Linked DNA regions of Homo sapiens: region 1 is linked to region 2. Evidence: chromatin loops called from intact Hi-C (ENCODE). Cell type or tissue: IMR-90. All regions are shown on one strand. Links, peaks and the distances in the headings refer to the core of each region. The heading gives the core; the rest is flanking DNA. Region 1 overlaps CPVL (carboxypeptidase vitellogenic like). Region 2 has its middle 23 kb from the start of CREB5.

The links. A loop is a pair of places that touch in the nucleus more often than their neighbours do. Peaks named below come from ENCODE experiments on the same cell type or tissue, not always from the same donor. Only the 100,000 strongest peaks of a DNase experiment are listed, where the experiment ranks them.
Region 1: it touches region 2 in a loop (6-fold over the local background); 2 of 110 quality-filtered maps call a loop at or near these places.

Annotation. Positions count from the first base shown.
Region 1 is chr7:29,101,766-29,110,415 of GRCh38, reverse strand. All of the region lies in intron 3 of CPVL (carboxypeptidase vitellogenic like), which reads left to right. Among named protein-coding and RNA genes, the nearest start is that of CPVL-AS1, 26 kb to the right of the region's middle. In IMR-90, for the core only: CTCF peaks have their summits at 3,839 (motif pointing right) and 7,664 (motif pointing right); a DNase peak (open chromatin) is centred at 3,845; H3K27me3 peaks cover 719 bases.
Region 2 is chr7:28,385,226-28,393,875 of GRCh38, reverse strand. It overlaps a transcript of CREB5 not described here. Among named protein-coding and RNA genes, the nearest start is that of CREB5, 23 kb to the left of the region's middle. In IMR-90, for the core only: a CTCF peak has its summit at 4,287 (motif pointing left); a DNase peak (open chromatin) is centred at 4,255; H3K4me3 peaks cover 349 bases; H3K27me3 peaks cover 730 bases.

The DNA of each region.
Region 1 (8,650 bases), core at 472-8,471, 720 kb before region 2:
CTTTTACCAGAAAGAAATGCCTACAGCAGCCAAACCCAGACAGAGGTGATGTGTTTCCCATGTTGAGGGTTGAAATGAGGGGAGTGAAGAGACCTGTGCAGCCTGTGGAGGTTGGCTTCCCTAATCCAGCTTGCGGATTCTCTAAGAACTGTTAGGACTGCTTCCCCATCTTCTTTCCACTCTAGTCCTCCTCCCCCACTCTAGCTGGAGAACTCCAATTCCTTACTTTCCCTTCTGCTTTGTTACTTGTTTTTGACACCAGTCAGTTCCTTGTTACCCTCTGAATGTTGAGTCTTCTTTGGTAATGATCCAGATTTGTAAAAACAGGAACTAAGGGTGAGAGAAGAGATCAGATGGAAACAAAGCAAAAACCCAGTTTTTTTCTTTCTCAGGTTGCCTCTGGGCAGGTGAACAGCTATGTCTAGAATGTAGGTGGTGCTTTGGCACCGTAAACCTGTTCATGGAAAGGAATTTAGTTTGCATGCTCTACTGGTTGCCAGACTGAAGTCTGAAAACCCCCTTCATTAAACAATGACTGGACTGTTGGTTTTTGCTTTTTCCCCTTAATTAAATGAAAACCTAGCTGTGCATCCCCTGACCAGGTTATGTTCTTTTGAGTCCAGTACTGTAGCCATAAACACAACCTAAGATGATCCCAGGAGACACAACGGGAAAGAATGTCTTTAAGTGTACATGGTGTTCTGGTGAGAGTGATAGATGAAGCTTCGGGAGAAGAGGGGCAGAGATGAAAAAACGGTACCCACAGATGGGTACCACCATGTGGCAGCCAAGATAGATTGTTCCAAGAACCTCTTACCAGGAAGCCCACATGCAGAGCCAGATATCTGAGGCTTCTGGCTATAAATTATGGAGTCACACCAGTTTGGGTGAAGGAGATAAAGCAGGTGTGACAAGAAGAAGCAGTGGTCACTGAGACACATTTGGCAGAGATATTAGTTCATTGTCTGTCATAGGGAAGCAGCTGATATTGTCACCAGGGGAGAAATGACCCCTTTAAAAAACTGAAGGTAGAGAAAATAAGAGATCCAGGAAGGATGGCACACTTGTCATATCCTCTGAGTATTTTTTGGGGGGATGCTGTTTCTTAAATTAGTTTTGTTTTCCTGTTATTGCTGTGAGACTGCCCTGTTATTGTATACAAATCAGTGCAGAATAAATTCCAGAACTTGAAATTGGTGTGCAGTGGGAATACAACCTGCAAGAGAAAGGAGTAGGCATTTTGCATGGGATAAAAAGTATAAGGAAACTAGCAGAAATGTAGCAGTTATAGCTGCTGGTAATTGAACACTGACTATGTGCTAGGCACTGTGCATTTTCTTATCTAATCCTTACCTGAACCCCATGAGGAAGGAATTGTTATCCTCATTTTATAGATGAAGAGATTAAATAATCAGCCCCAAGTTACTCAACTAGAAATTGGCAGAACTGGAATATAAAATTAGGCCTCCGATGTGGAAATCCTTGAGCTTGGCCGTCATGTGTTAGATCCAGAGAAAACGAGTCATGGAAGGCACTTGAGTATAGTGGCCAAGACTACAGTCTCTTCGGTAAGTCAGGCTTGGATAGAAATCTTGGCTTCGCTGCTTAAGCTAAAGGTGACCTTGGGGAATTTCTTAGTGTCTCTGAGCACTGGTTTCCTCATTTTAAAATGGGGACCAAAATACCTACTTGGCAATGGTTTTGAGACAGAAGAGATAATAAGGGAAAGCATTAGAGTGGCACCTAAAACATAGTAACTATAGTTGCTATTGTCATTATTTCATTATGATTACGATTATTATGGTTATTATTACTTTTAAAATTATTAACACAAATAATGTCAAGAACTAAACCAGTCACAATTTGAGAGGTTACAGATGACAGCAAATAGAGGGAAATTGTAAATTAGAAGGACCTGAACCCCAGCCATCAAGGTGGATTAATTGCTACCAGGTCAGGAAATTACTAAGTGAAATTGGGATTTTTTTGCACTGAAGAAGATAAAAAAGACATAGAGATTATTACTCTTTAAAGTCAGCATCCTTCTCATTGGAAAAAAAATAGCTAGTATTGGACTTTGCCTTATAGATGTAGGAACATAGATAATTCATTGGACACATTTAGCCAAAACCTGCAGATCAGTTACCTCAAATGCCATGGAGCCAAAACCTGGGGCATTTAGAGTCAGGCCTAGGCCCCTTCACGGAGGACCCCACCTTGATCCTCAGGCCAAGAGGAAAGGCCCAGATTCCTGGATTTGAGAATCTAGTGTCTATGAAAGATCAGGATTACACTGCTGAGGCCCGTGAGGTGCTGGGGCAACCTACAGGAAGGGCTCCCTCTCAGGATCCTGCAGGCTGGGCCCTGCTGAATCAGATACTAGGATGATCAGATAGCACAATCAGCAGTCAATTGGAGAGAAAATGAACCGCTCTAATGCTCCTGGTCCAAAACAAAAGGCGTTCTCTCTGGCAGTAGAAGAGCATGTCCCAGAGGTGCCTGGAAGCCAACAGAACAGCCCTTCCTGGGGGTGAAGGCGTGGAATCAGGCCCCACCATACTTCAGCATGGTGCCATGTACACTCCCTCATCTGCACATCTGAACTTCTCCAGTAACACAGTTAATGTGGAAGAGGACAGGAATTCCCAAATGTGCTACTGCTCACCAGAAATACCTGGAGAGCTTTGGAAATATGACAGATCTCCCAGCTCATTGTCTAGCTGCACCCAGCAGAGATTCTGATTCTGCAGATCTGGAGAGGGCCCAGGGATCAGTGTTTGTAATGTGCTCCACAGTGGTCCCAGTGCAGCCAGTCAATGGGCTGGAATTTGGGAAAAGAGATCTAGAGGTTTGGATACAGGGATTCTAATTCCAAGTCTGCGATTCCCGGCTGTATAACTTGGGAGATGGCATTCGTATTCTCTGGGCCTCAGTTCTCTCATTTAGAAATAAAGATGTTAAACCTAGTGGATTGCTAAGGCTCCATCCCAGCATTACATTCTGTGGTTCTATAGTTAAGTATAAAAATATCCAGTAACTCCAAATCAGGATGTGGATTGAATGAAGGAGCCCTTGAACGTGTGGCCTGTGTGGTAGCCAGCCTTCAGGCTAGTTCCCAGTGCTCTTCATTCATCCCTTGGTGTATGTGCCCTTGGGCAGTCCCCTCCCATACTGAATCAAGGCTGGCTTTGTGACCAACATGCTAGCAGAAATGATGATGTTTGACTTCCACGGCTACCTTATAAAGGGCAATATTACTTGTGCCTTGGTCTCTTGAATCTTTCAGTCTGAGGAAAGGATGCCATGTTGGGAGGGCACTCAAACAGCCCCATGGCTGAGCCTCTGTGGAGAGGAAGTGAGGCCTCCACCCTCCAGTGGGTACCAACCTTGGAAGAGGTTCATCTAGTACCAGTCAATCCTTCTGATGACTGCAGCTCTGGCTGATTCCTTGACCACAGTTTATGGGAGACCCTGTGCCAGAACTGCCCAGCCAGACACCCTCAAATTTCTGACCCACAGGAATCCCGAGAGATCAAAAATTATTATTGTTGTCTTAAGCCATTAAGTTTTGGAGAGATGTTGTGCGGCATTAGATAACTAACATAGCTTCTTGTCTTGTACTTCTAGGCTGTGGCTGTGAGATCTTGTGACAACTAGCATATACTCCCTGCCTGGGGGAAGGATGAGGACATAAGGAGTGGGGATTACTATGCGAGCTACTTTTAATTTTTGTTTTTTTTTGCCTCTCAGCTCCAATTCTACCCTCTTCCCTGTTCTGCCATAGTAGAGCTCTCAGCATTTCTCCTTTGCAGCAAGCACAATATTAAGCTTTGTCAGTAGAGGGTGCTGGAGAGACATTGCAGGAGGAATTTGTCTTCTCTTTCTGTGCCTATGTCCTGCCTTTGGCTTTTTCTTGGCCCCACTGCCTAGTCTGTCAGCAGTGTGTTGAGGTGGGGGGTGGGGACATCCAGTGACACTCTGCCTTAGCTATGCACCCAGACCACCAAGACTCTTAGCAAGATGATATCCCTGGCTCTGTCCAGGTGATCACCTGGCTGTGGCCCTCCCAGTATGAACACAATATACCCTAGGCCTTGCCGGTGAGCAGGCTCCCTACAGCCCTGCTCTCTCTGCAGCCCTCTCACTAGCCTTGGCCATTTGCACCCCAGAGGGTCGTTCCCTTGTCCCTCCCAGTGTGGACACCGTGTGCTCCAGGCTGTGTGCAACCTTTCAGGCAAGCAGGCTCCCAGCCTCCTGAGTCTCTCTGTGTCCACCTGCCAGTCACAGCCCACCTGTTCCTATTTACCCAAGGATGGTTGACCAGCTTTGGACCAGGGTACTCAGTGAACTTCTCAGCTACTCAGAAGGCTGCAACCATACCTTCTCCACCGAGGTCTGGACAGCAGCCTTGGGAAGGGTCCCCTCCCTAACTTATGGGCTTGTCCATCTGTGAGCACTCTCCCTAGCCCAGGGCATTCTTTGGAATTCTCTTTGTATATGTATGTTTAGTTCTCTGTAATAATGAATACTTCTAGGTATTAACATTTCCTTGTTCCTTAGTGGACATAGGAAGCCTACCCAGCATTCTGGTCTTTGGCCAACACTGAGGATGTGGCTGTGGGAGAACAGGCCCCTCTGGTGTTTCATCTTCACTTTTGCCCAAGGGTGTCTGTGATACCCATGGCTGGCTGGGGCCAGAGTAAACACTGGAACTTGTAACAGAATTAAAGGTGAATGTTTCCAAGTAAAAAAATAAATTAAATAAAAAATTAAAATGACTCTGTGGTTTTTGACTTCTGATTGGGCCTTAACTGATGCAGGTACCATTCTAAATCTTTCTCCAGCCCTGAGACACCAAGGGCTGGACATGTGGTCTGGCCTAAGGAACGAGTAATAGAAAAGCCTCGGGAGGAAAGGCAGTCAGTCTTTCTGTCTCAGCCCTATTCTGTCTGAGACCACAGGATTCCCTCATCTGTGCTTCATTCTTCTCCCTTGACAGATCAACATGCTTTGCTTCTCCAGGCACTCGGCCAAGTATGGCCAACCTTTCATTTCCAAGTTTACCTGTCCTTGCATCATGTAGCCAGCAGAGATTAACTAGCACCCATGGCTGCCACAGTCTGGATCACGTCTTCTTCCTTGGTCCAGTCAGCTGAGACTGAAGGTGCTGGGTATTAGCCATGATATAAACATGGCTAGCAGGCTAGCCATGGATGAATGGAGACTCATTTCTTAGAGAAGGGGACATGGACTGGACAGATTTATTAAAATATATCTCAAAATGTATCTAACACAGGTGGATACAAATCCACCAGCAGTGCAACAAAGATTTGGAGATCACAGATAATTGTCTTCTTCAAACTGACTCTATTTATCTTCTCTTTGCTACGTACTTAATGGCATCAGAGATATAGAAGAATAGAGGGTGTCAGAGACAAAATAAAAAGAAAGTAGCTTAAGGTGATGTTATAGATCACCACCCATAGGTATAGGTATATTTGAACACTCTGCAGAAACTTTTGCATGCCTGATTTCCTTTGTGGAAATGAAATAACATAGAGAGAAAGTAACTAACTTTTGCATCAAGAAGGGAAAGTAAGGTGTCTTCTCCACACCTCCCTGCATCCGCCCACTTCCCTATTCCTTATAAAGTATAACTTTCTGGCAGGAGGCACAAAGAGAATAGCCATAACTATCTCATGAAGGAATGAGCCAGGTAGAAAGGTTAGGAAGGAGAAAGTTAGGATTCTAATGGGGTGTAAGCTGGTACAAATCAATGAGACAAGCCAAAACTTGATGAGAGTCAGGAGCTTCGGAATGATGCAAGAAGGCCTCAAAACAAAAAAAGATTTTGAGGCTGGGTGCAGTGGCTCATGCCTATAATCCCAGTACGTTGGGAGGCCAAAGCAGGTGGATCACTTGAGGTCAGAAGTTCGAGACCAGCCTGGCCAACATGGTGCAACCCCGTCTCTAATAAAAATACAAAAATTAGCCAGGGGCTGTGGCAGGTACCTGTAATCCCAGCCACTCCAGAGGCTGAGGCAGGAGAATCGCTTGCACTGGGAAGGTGGAGGTTGCAGTGAGCCAAGTCGTGCCATTGCACTCCAGCCTGGGTAACAAGAGTGAGACTCCATCTCAAAAACAAAAAACAAAAAAGATTTTGAAAAAATTAATTTTCTGTATGATGGTGCCATGGCAGCAGTCATAGTAAAGGAAGATTTGGTGAGTAGTCAACACCAACCACTTGAAATAAAATTTCTTTGAAAAACATGAATGTCTTTAGCAACTTGTGTGTATGTGTTGAGTGTGTGTGTGTAGAATTAAAATGTTATGTACCTATTTAACAATTCTAGTCACAAAATTAATTGCTTTAAATAAAAAGCTCTGCCTTGATTAATACCATTAGTGTAGCAGCTAAAGTATTAGCTGAACTGGGATCTGTATGGCAAAATGGGAGTCCATTTAAACATACTTGTGGGAATTTAAAGACATTTACTTGGGGTACTAATGACTTCAATTAAGGTAGAACACATTACTTAAACCAAGCAAATGATCAGCCTCTGCATATAGAAGTGTGAAGAGGGCCTTAATTAATTTACTAATTGCACTTCTCATCTTAAGCAGTGCCATTGATTTGGATCTGTTAGTGGTTTAGTTGCTGTTTTCTCTAACCAAGCGTGGCATTCCTTATTGGAGATAGGAAGAAAGGGGTGCTAGGGATATGTAACCAGTCCTGAAGATTGGCAGATGCCTGTCTACTTTAAGTGACTTTCCGGTCCAAAATGTTGCCCTAACACTTGTTGAGATTCCTAAAATTTCCAAGGGTCACTCCAATAAAGTCCTCTTATAAAACACAATCATGAGGCTGGGTGTGGTGGCTCATGCCTGTAATCCCAGCACTTTGGGAGGCCGAGGCAGGCAGATCATGAGGTTAAGAGTTCGAGACCAGCCTCACCAACATGGTGAAACCCCATCTCTACTAAAAATACAAAAAAAAAAAAAAATAGCTGAGCATGGTGGTGCACACCTCTAATCCCAGCTACTCAGGAGGCTGAGGCAGGATAATCACTTGAACCTGGGAGGTGGAGGTTGCAGTGAACTGAGATCACGCTATTGCACTCCAGCATGGGCGACAGAGCAAGCCTCCATCTCAAAAAAAAAAAAAAACAAAACAACAATTATGTTTCTTAAAAGTACTGAAATTGGCAAGTTTTTAGCACCCCCCCCCCCCCCCCAGTATATTAACTTACTGTTTCAGTGATAGGCATATGGTCTGAGCAGAAGGTTATCTCTATTCTCTCTTTCTCTCTGATGCAAAGGAGGGCCTGGGGGATAAGGGCTGATGGAAGATGAGGGTGGAAAGGAAGACTCAGGGCAAAGGTGATGCTGTCCAGGGAGGGTATATCAATCTGGGGAACAATAGGGCAGACAGGATTTAGTACTAGTTTTGTTTCAATGAGTTTCACTTTCTTTGAATGACATTCCATTAAGACATGGAGTAGATTTTTCATCATCATTGTGAATAAGCAATGGAATTTGCTAATGTGAGAAATTGTGAAATTCCTTTTTGTAGAGATTCTGGCAGAATAGATAACTTCTCTCTTTCTGGGCCGTTCCTTCTGGAAGAAACCCTGAGGAAAGAGTGTCCAAGTTCATGGGTTGGTCACCAGGGGTCGCCAGAAGAATCGAAAGGGCTTCTGAGGCAAAGCCATAGTTGCTTCTTGTGCTCCAATAAAGGGCCCAGGTTTGTGGGACCCGCGGGCCGACCCTCTTCTGTTGCTAGGGAGACTTCTCACTTAAGTATTTAGGATTCCTTTGTTCTTTCTTTAATATTTAGAACTTTTTTGTCCGTTCCCTTTTAATCATCAGTTCTTGCTGCAGGACTTTGACCTTTAAGTCATTAGTAGAGGTTTTATTTTCTTCTTAAATATGTAGTATGAGGGAATTACTCATATTTTAGATCTCAGCTCAAATGTTACCCTACCACCAGAGGCCTTCTTTAAGTACTTAATCTAGTGTCTCTCCATTCCTCTTTCATATCACTCATTTATTTAGTTGCTTGTTTACTGTCTTCCCACACCAGCAGAAAAATCATCAGAGCTGACACTTAAATAGATGTGCCAGGCACTGTTCTCAGTGCTGTGCATATATCGACTCTAAAACTGCATGAAAACCTTAGGAGACAGACATTAATAGTATCCATATTTTCAATCAGAGGACGCTGAAACACAGAGGAGTTAAGTAACTTGCCCAAGGTCACAGAGCTACAAAATAGCATAGCTGGAATTCAAACCTTGGCATTCTGGCTCCAGAATCCATGCTCGTAACTATAAAGTATTCTGCCTGCTCATGGGTAGGAGTTGGTCTGCATCCACAGCCTTAGACAATCCCTGTGAGTAGTTGGCGTTGTATGTTAAATGAATTAATACATTGTGGTAAATTCGTAGAGTGCATACTGTTGAGCAAAATAATGATATGTATTGATATAAAGAGATCTTCACAACATATTGTTAAGTGAATAAGCATATATAGAGTATAGCCTGGTTCTATTTTTGGAAAAAAAACGTGTGTATGTATATTGCATATATAATAGCTATAGGATATGTCTATATGTGTATGTGTAGAGGAGGACCATAGAGAAAAATCTGGA
Region 2 (8,650 bases), core at 335-8,334:
CTCAAACTCCTGACCTCAGGTGATCCACCTACCTTGGCCTCCCAAAGTGCTGGGATTACAGGCGTGAGCCACCGCGCCCAGTCCCAAGTCCACTTTAACACTACACCATTTCACAGGTAATGCAGGTATCTTGTAACAGAGAATTCCCAATTCCTCCCCTCATCTCTTACAATGTTGCTCTCATTCCTTTCACTTATTCCTAAGCTATAGTCCCCCAATATATAGTTGCTATTATTATTTAGAACAACCTGTTTTTTGTTAGACAGCTGTTGAGCTTCAGTTAAGAAGATGGCAGTGTTGACTGCCAAGCTCTTTTTATGTCAGACTAGAAGCCAAAAGTTGACCTGAATTTTCACCACAATAAGACTAGGTGAGAACATAGGACAGGTAATTAGGATCTAGAAGAAAAAGCAATGATACCAGAATCCACAATCAATCATCAAAATATCAAAGTAACCAAGAAAAGTTTAAATGAGTAGAGAGATGGGCAGAAATAGAGCAGAGAGAAGAAACAGGGGAGAGTTGTTTGAAAATCTAAACCTTTAGCTCGCTGCTTTGTGAAATGCAGTCTGAGGAAGCAATGATTTTGAGAGACGAGTCAGACTCAGTAAAAATATTTGAAATTTCTTGACTTAAAAACATTGCTATGGCTGGATATGGTGGCTCACGCCTATAAATCCCAGCACTTTGGGAGGTCAAGGTGGGTGGATCACCTGAGGTGAGGAGTTCAAGACCAGCCTGATCAACATGGAGAAACTCCGTCTCTACTAAAAATAACATAAAATTAGCCAGGCGTGGTGGCACATGCCTGTAATCCCAGCTGTTTGGGAGGCTGAGACAGGAGAATCGCTTGAACCTAAGAGGCAGAGGTTGCGGTGAGCCAAGATCACACCATGGCCCTCCAGTGTAGGCAACAAGAGCGAAACTCTGTCTCAAAAAAAAAAAAAATTGCTGCTTTGTGGGTTGAGAGAGATGGCTTTAATTAAAAAGGACAATTGAGTAAACAAAGAGGGTCTGAGGTGGCAGTAAACCTGCCCTCACCACAGCTGAAATCATGTCATGAGACAGATGAGGTCTAGTTACGGGACTAAGGTGTAACCTGTACCTCGAAAATCTCTTCTGTCCTCCTGATCTCCTTTTCTATATGTATAAAAATGAGGATTTGACTAGATGAACTATCAGATCACTCTAAACTGAAATTCTAAGAGTCTATGAAAGGCAGATAGGCAGTGGAAATATTGATCTATCATCAGTCAAGGTCAAGAGTGAATTAGAAAGACCCCAAAGTGAAACCTACAAGGCAAATATTGCAAAACCCATAACATGTAATCCCACATAAACCTGGGCTGTCAGAAGCAAGGCATAACATGTATTTGGTTGGTGCAAAAGTAATTGCGGTTTTTGCCATTGAAAATAATACCAAAAACCGCAATTATTTTTACACCAAGCTAATAGAATTACCCAGCCACTTGAAGAGAATCAAAGAGGCAACCACAGCCAGAGACCAGGATCTGCTGAGGCTTAGAGCAGTCCCTTAGATCAAGAATGGTGAGAAGCATGCTCTTTTTTAAAGAAATTTTTCTTTATTTTTTTAAACTTTTATTTTAGGTTCAGGGGTACCTGTGCAGGTTTGTCATATAGACAAACTCATGTCACAGAGTTTTGTTGTACAGCTATTTCATCACCCAAATACTAAGCCTAGTACCCAACAGTTATTTTTCCTGATCCTCTCCTTCCTCCCTCCGTCCACCCTCAGGTAGGCCCCAGCGTGTGTTGTTCCCCTCTTTGTGTCCATGTGTTCTCACCATTTAGCTTCCACTTACAAGTGAGAACATGCGGTATTTGGTTTTCTGTTCCTCCATTACATTGCTAAGAAAAATGGCCTCCAGCTCCATCCATGTCCCTGCAAAGGACAGGATTTTGTGAAAAAATTCCCTTTGGCATTCCTAGAACAGCCACATTAGGAAAGGAGAGATGTCCTCTGGAGGGACCCCGGCTAGGAATGCAAAGGCTAGTGGGAAGCAGACCCCAAAACAGCAAATAAAATAGCTGCTTATTACATAGAAGGTAAAGAGCAAGGAACACTGGGGGTGGATAAATAGAAAAGGAAAAAGGAGACAGAGATGGAAGATTGATTTGTTGTTCTGATATTTGGTGAGAAGAACCACATCCAGTCCTTCCCAGAGGACATGGGAATACTTAGATTGGGTTGAAAGCAAATTATATAGGTGGCTGTCACCAAAAAGCACACTGAGGGATGCCAAGTGATTGACCATCAGAATTGGAGTAGATCTTATATCACAGCAAAGTTTGTGGTGGCACAGAGCAATTCTTCAATGGCCAGTTGCTCTGATTTCATTTACTTTACGCTGTAATTATATTGGAAAGCATGAAAACATTTTGAATACAAGTTTTATTTACTCACATGATTACTTTTCAAAACATTCATTCTATGGCACATAACGGCCGATTAGTAGCTACAAATGAAATCCAATTAAACGACCAGTGAGAAAAGATGGAGGAAAAGGCAAAACATCTGTGAAGTGCTTATGTGCCACACTGTGTGTTGGCTACTGATATTTGAACTTATTTGATCAGCACGCCACCCGTTAAGAGAGGTGTGATTATTACCACAGGTCTGAAGACCATGCCAACGTATGTGAAAAAAATTTTGATAAAATTATGATGTAATATTAATTTGAAATAGAACAGAAAACTGAGCGATGATACAAACATATTTGTTTTACCTAGTGGATAATTTTAAACTAAGAAACGAATAGCCAATGTGCTAGGATGACAAGACTGAATAGATTGTTTTCTCTATTTTAAAATATCTACAAAACACAATTATCAACAAAGACTTGAAAATTCAATAAAAGTAAAATAAATATACCAGGAGGAAAGTGCTATACATATATTATATTATATTATATTATATTCAACCCATCTTTCAAAGAGTTAAAAGTGCATAAGGAAACGCTAAGTTTGAGTTCGAATCATAAACTTGACTTGAACTCTGTTGTCAATTGCCAGGGAAAGCATTCCAGACTCTAAGAACTGTTTGAAATTTTTTTTCCTTCAGAGCATCAAGAAAATGCTAGAGGGCTTACAGGGCTCCTGGCATGTAAATTGTAGCCATCAGGAGAAAACCCCACTGTACTACAATGTGACACTTTCCAAGTCTTTATCCTATGGTCCCTTAAAATGCTGCTATACAGAGATGGTAAAAAAGAAATACAGAACTCTTCTGGTTTGAAATCAGCCAAGTGGTGCGGAGGAAGAAGAAGCACTTTGCCAAAACCCCACGGTTAAAAGTAATAAAGGGAGAAGTTTCTGTCAGTATCTAGAAGAGTTTTGTAAACAATTAGCTGCAAGACATCAGAGGCTCCAAAAGGAAAGATTTCTTTTCAGTACCACGTTTGGCAAGTGATCAGTAACATATTTCATTTCTGGTTTAATAAGGTTATTAACAGTTTATTTTTAAAAAGAGTGAAATAATGTTTTCTGTGAAGGTTTGCCGATAAGCATTAGTGCAGTAAAGAATTGTGTGCCTTTTTATGAACGGACTGCACAGTAGAATAAAACACTATCTACATGAGCTTTCACACAGCAGAGCAATTAATTAACTTATCTCCGTGAACACCGTTCTTGCTGAAACTTATTAAAAGTCTGATTCATCAGCAGAGCCCCAGGCAATCATCAATTGCCTCATAATAATACAAAAGACAAATAAGCGATGGTTATGTTCTCATTTAATATCTTAAGAAGATCCTCTTTGCCCTCTGTCTTTGTTTGAAAATATCTCTATTAAGAGTTTGAAAAAAAAAAAAACCCTCCTACTTGACATGAAATACGTTATGACCGGGAACTGTAGGAGTAAATTACAGAGCCTCCAGGATACCAGATTAAGAGGAGAAGCTGGACTTTCTCAAAGACACACAAATCATTCAACATGTAGCACAACAGGGCATACAGTGTGTTATCGATGCCGAGTTCCAAGCACCATTGTTAATACAGACCAGAAGAGGAATTGTTCATTAAATAATACAAGGGGGAGGGGAGGGGCCGCTCAGACTTCTGCATTAAATAAGCCAGCAGAGGGACGCTTGTTTCAAAAGTATTAGACAGCTTAATAGTTACTAGTCCGCTTAGAGTTTTGGTTTAAATTTAACTCCCAAATATCAATCTAACGACTTCTAAGCAGAAACTGTAGTTTATGAACCCTTTAAAAAAAAAAAAAAAAGTTTAGTATAGTTGGCAATATCAATAGCGCCCTCTACAGGAAGTTTTAAACCCACAACTGGTTTTCTTGAATTTGAAGACAAAGGCTAAGTAAGGTGAACACCATCTGAGGACAAGATTAAATTGAAGAAAAATTTGGAATGTCCATGAGGTCTCCATTTTACATGGAGATTTGGGAATTTGGAACAAAGCAAAATAAAACCACAGCCAGTAGCCCTGGATTAGTGTGCGTGTGTGTGTGTTTGTGCACGTAGTTGTTGTTGGTTTGTTAACACTGGGTCATTTGAGAGAGGTCAATTGAAATTCCTAATCCATCTTATTTTCTTTATGTTGAAATCTCAAAATTAGTTTTCTCTAGTCTCAGATTTGCTAGTTGCAATATTATACAGCATTACTCAGATCTTTTTAAGATGCAAATAGTGTTCACTGTTTTCAGAATGCATACATAACTAATGTGCAGATTTTTCAAATTATTTCCCCAATATTCAGTAAATAATGAACGTGAGGCTTTTGCATGTGAGAAAGCTCTGACGCTGTTGATAAACTATGCCTGTATGAATCCTAAAGAGATGGCTGTTTAATTACTACAAATAGTTCCTCTCCATGATTAGTGGTTCGGCTTCAAACTTAGAAACCAGGATGTGCTTGAAGAAATAGTTACAACTAAATTTTCTACACATGTCACCACAGCCTTGAAAGTCAGAGATGCAGTCTTCTTATCTCACAGCTGTAATATATCAAATGACCTTGTGACAATGATTTAATCTCATCTTATTTTAGCAAGTTATCATAATTTGGGAGAAATTTACTACTGATTTCAGAGATACCTCAAGAGTTATTAGGACTGATACAACAAATGCCAGCTCTAAGAGTTGAGGCATTATGCGTGATTGAGAAAGAAGTAAGCAAGGAGTTCAGAGGCTCAGTTTTGGTTTTCTACTATTGCTGTGTCTTGTTAGAGTCAACTAATTTTTTTGCGCCTTAGTTTCTTCATCAGAAAAATGATGAAAAGCTTCTGTCTGGAGAAATACTTGGAACTAGGTACCTAGAAATGCTGGATGAAATATACTAAACAACCATTTAATTGTTGAGCTCATAAGAAAGGAAGGGTAAACAAATAGTTGAGCTCATTACGGGCTGGAAAGCAGGTGTTAGCTGAATCTATGGCTGCCCTGTAGGCATCTGCCAATCTTGATAACCAAGAGGTTTGGATTTTAATGGCCACACTGAGGCCTAAGCAAGATGGGGAATTGAACCGAGACCTTACATAAAACCAAAATAATGAAGGGTGCAACTTCCACAGAAACCACATAAAGAGAACGAGGAAATCTTCTCAGCCTGGGCTCTGGGTCAGAATATTACATATTCTCTGAAAATTCATAACCACAGGCTTGTCCCTCAAAGGTCTGGCATTAAATTGATACTACCTGTGCAATTCAGAAAACCTTAGGCCAACAAATTAATCTAATGTGGACTCAGATGGGTAGTGACCTGCAGGGCCTGGCAGAAGTAGATGTAGATTCTCTCTTAGGAACTCACCCTCAACTCAGGTCTTGCAGGATTCCTCCAGATACAGCTGAATAGGAACTTAAAATCCAAAAGTACAAAGTACATGAGGAAATAGGCTCCATGATTGAGAGTCAGCAAAAACAACAGCTGAATTAGACCCTCAAGAATTTGAAATATTGAAATGGATGATGCAGAATAAAATAACCAAGTGTAAAATGTTAGTGAAATAATACGAATATGAAATAAAAACCTGAGAAAGTAATAAGGTACTCTCAAAACACCACATATTTTTTTCTTTCTTTTTCTCTTTTTTGAAAACATTTTAAGTTCAGGGGTCCATGTGCAGGATGTGCAGGTTTATTACATGGGTTTATTACATGACACCATGTGTGTCATGGTGGTTTGCTGCACAGATCATTCCATGACCTAGGTATTAAGCCCAGCATCCACTAGCTCTTCTTCCTGATGCTCTCCCTCCTCCCCCTCCACCCTCTGACAGGCCCCAGCGTGTGTTGCTCTTTCACATGTGTCCATGTGTTCTCATCAAACTAAAGAGCTTCTGCACAGCAAAAGAAACTATCATCAGAACGAACAGACAACCTACAGAATGGAAGAAAATTTTTGCAATCTGTCCATCTGACAAAGGTCTGATATCCAACATTTACAAGGAACTTAGACAAATTTACAAGAAAAAAAAACAAACAACCCCATTAAAAAGTGGGCAAAGGACATGAACAAATACTTCTCAAAAGACATACATTCAACCAACAAACACATGAAAAAAAGCTCAACATCACTGATCATTAGAGAAATGCAAATCAAAACCCCAATGAGATACCATCTCACACCAGTTAGAATGGCTATTAATAAAAAGTCAAAAAACTACAGAAGCTGGCAAGGTTATGGAGAAAAAGGAATGCTTTTACACTGATGGTAGGAGTGTATATTAGTTCAACCATTGTGGAAGACAGTGTGGCAATTCCTCAAAGACCTAGAGGTAGAAATACCATTTGACCCAGCAATCCCATTACTGTGTATATACCCAAAGGAATATAAATCATTCTATTATAAAGATACATGCATGTGTATATTCACTGCAGCACTATTCACAATAGTAAAGACATGTAATCAACCTAAATTTCCATCAATAATAGACTGGATAAAGAAAATATGGTATATACACACCATGGAATACTATGCAGCCATAAAAAGAAACAAGATCATCTCCTTTGCAGGGACATGGGTGGAGCTGGAGGCCATTGTCCTCAGCAAACTAATGCAGGAACAGAGAGATATTTTAAAAACTAAAAATTAAATTTAAAAGCACAGGGTAACAATACATTAGTCAAAACTAAAGAAAGAATTGGGAAACTGGAAGATAACACTCAAGAAATTAACCAAAACAGAAGCAAGGGAAACAAAGTAATGGTAACTGCAAAGAATACTTAAGAGAAATGGAGAATAGAATCACAAATTGATAAATGTCCACTTGGAGTTTAAGAAGATGGTTTTAGAGAAATGCCAGTAAAAATGGCATAGAATTTTTGAGAATAGATGAAAGATAATACTTTTCAAGTTCAGAAAGCACAAGTCCTGAGGAGTATAAATAATAAGAAATTCACACCTACACCCATCAACGAAGCTGCAAAACACCAGACATAAAGACAATATTGAAAGCACCTAGAGGAAAAGGCAGATTATCTATAAAATAAGGATAGTTAAACCAGCAGCAGATTTCTCAACAGCGGCAACAAAAGCCAGACTGTAATGACATGAAGTCTACAAAATGTGTAAAGGAACGATCATCATAGAATTTTACATAGAGAAAATGTATTAGGGTAAAATACATTTTACACAAACTAAAACTGAGTCCATTTACTGCCAGAAGCCACTCAATTAAAGAAATTTGAAGGATGTACTTCAGAAAGAAGGATAATGATTCTAGAAGGAAGGTCTGAGATGTCAGAAAGGAAAATAGACAAAGAAAATGCGAATAAGTAGGTGAATCCAAAGAAACATTGATACTATAAAACAACAATATTAATGTCTAAATTGGGAATGTGAAAAAAGGTTGCCCCAAATTAGTGGGCAACAATATTATGTAAGATGGGAGGAAAGTGATTAGACTGGCAGATACATAAGTCTATTTATATACATATATAAATCAGATAAGATGGAGCCATTCTGATGGAAGTGCAGGCCAGAGACCATGATTCCTACCAGCGGGGTTCACTCCCAGGCTGTGACCTTGAAGCCACAGCACTCTAAAAAATGATCTAGAAACTCGTGTGACTGCATTATATCTGAGAAACCATGTGGTGCTAACATTCTATGTCTGTTATTTTGTTTTAGTAATAATTTATATTTTTATTCTAAAAACCAATTATAAAAAAAACTCATACCATTTTACCTCTTTTTTCATTCTCATATACATACTTTTTTTTTTTTGAGACAGGGTCTCTTTCTGTCACACAGGCTGGAGTGTAGTGGTGTGATCATGGCTCACTGCAGCCTCCACCTCCCCAGGCTCAGGTGATCCTCCCATCTCAGCCTCCCAAGTAGCTGGGACTACAGGCACGCACCACCACACCCAGGTAATTTTTTATTTTTTGTAGAGACAGGGTTTCACCATGTTGCCCAGGCTGTTCTTGATCTCCTGGGCTCAAGCTGTCTGCCCACCTCTGCTTCCCAAAGTGCTAGGATTACAAGCATGAGCCACCACGCCTGGCCTCATATACATACTTCTTCCACTGACTTCAAAGTTGAACAATTTAGTCAAGAAACCTGCAGAAGACCCATATGTGTAGATACTTGGTTAACTAGTAAAGGTGATATCTACGAGCAAGATTCTTTTTTTTGTAAAAATATGACTTAAAAGCCCAATTCTGCTGCCAGGTAA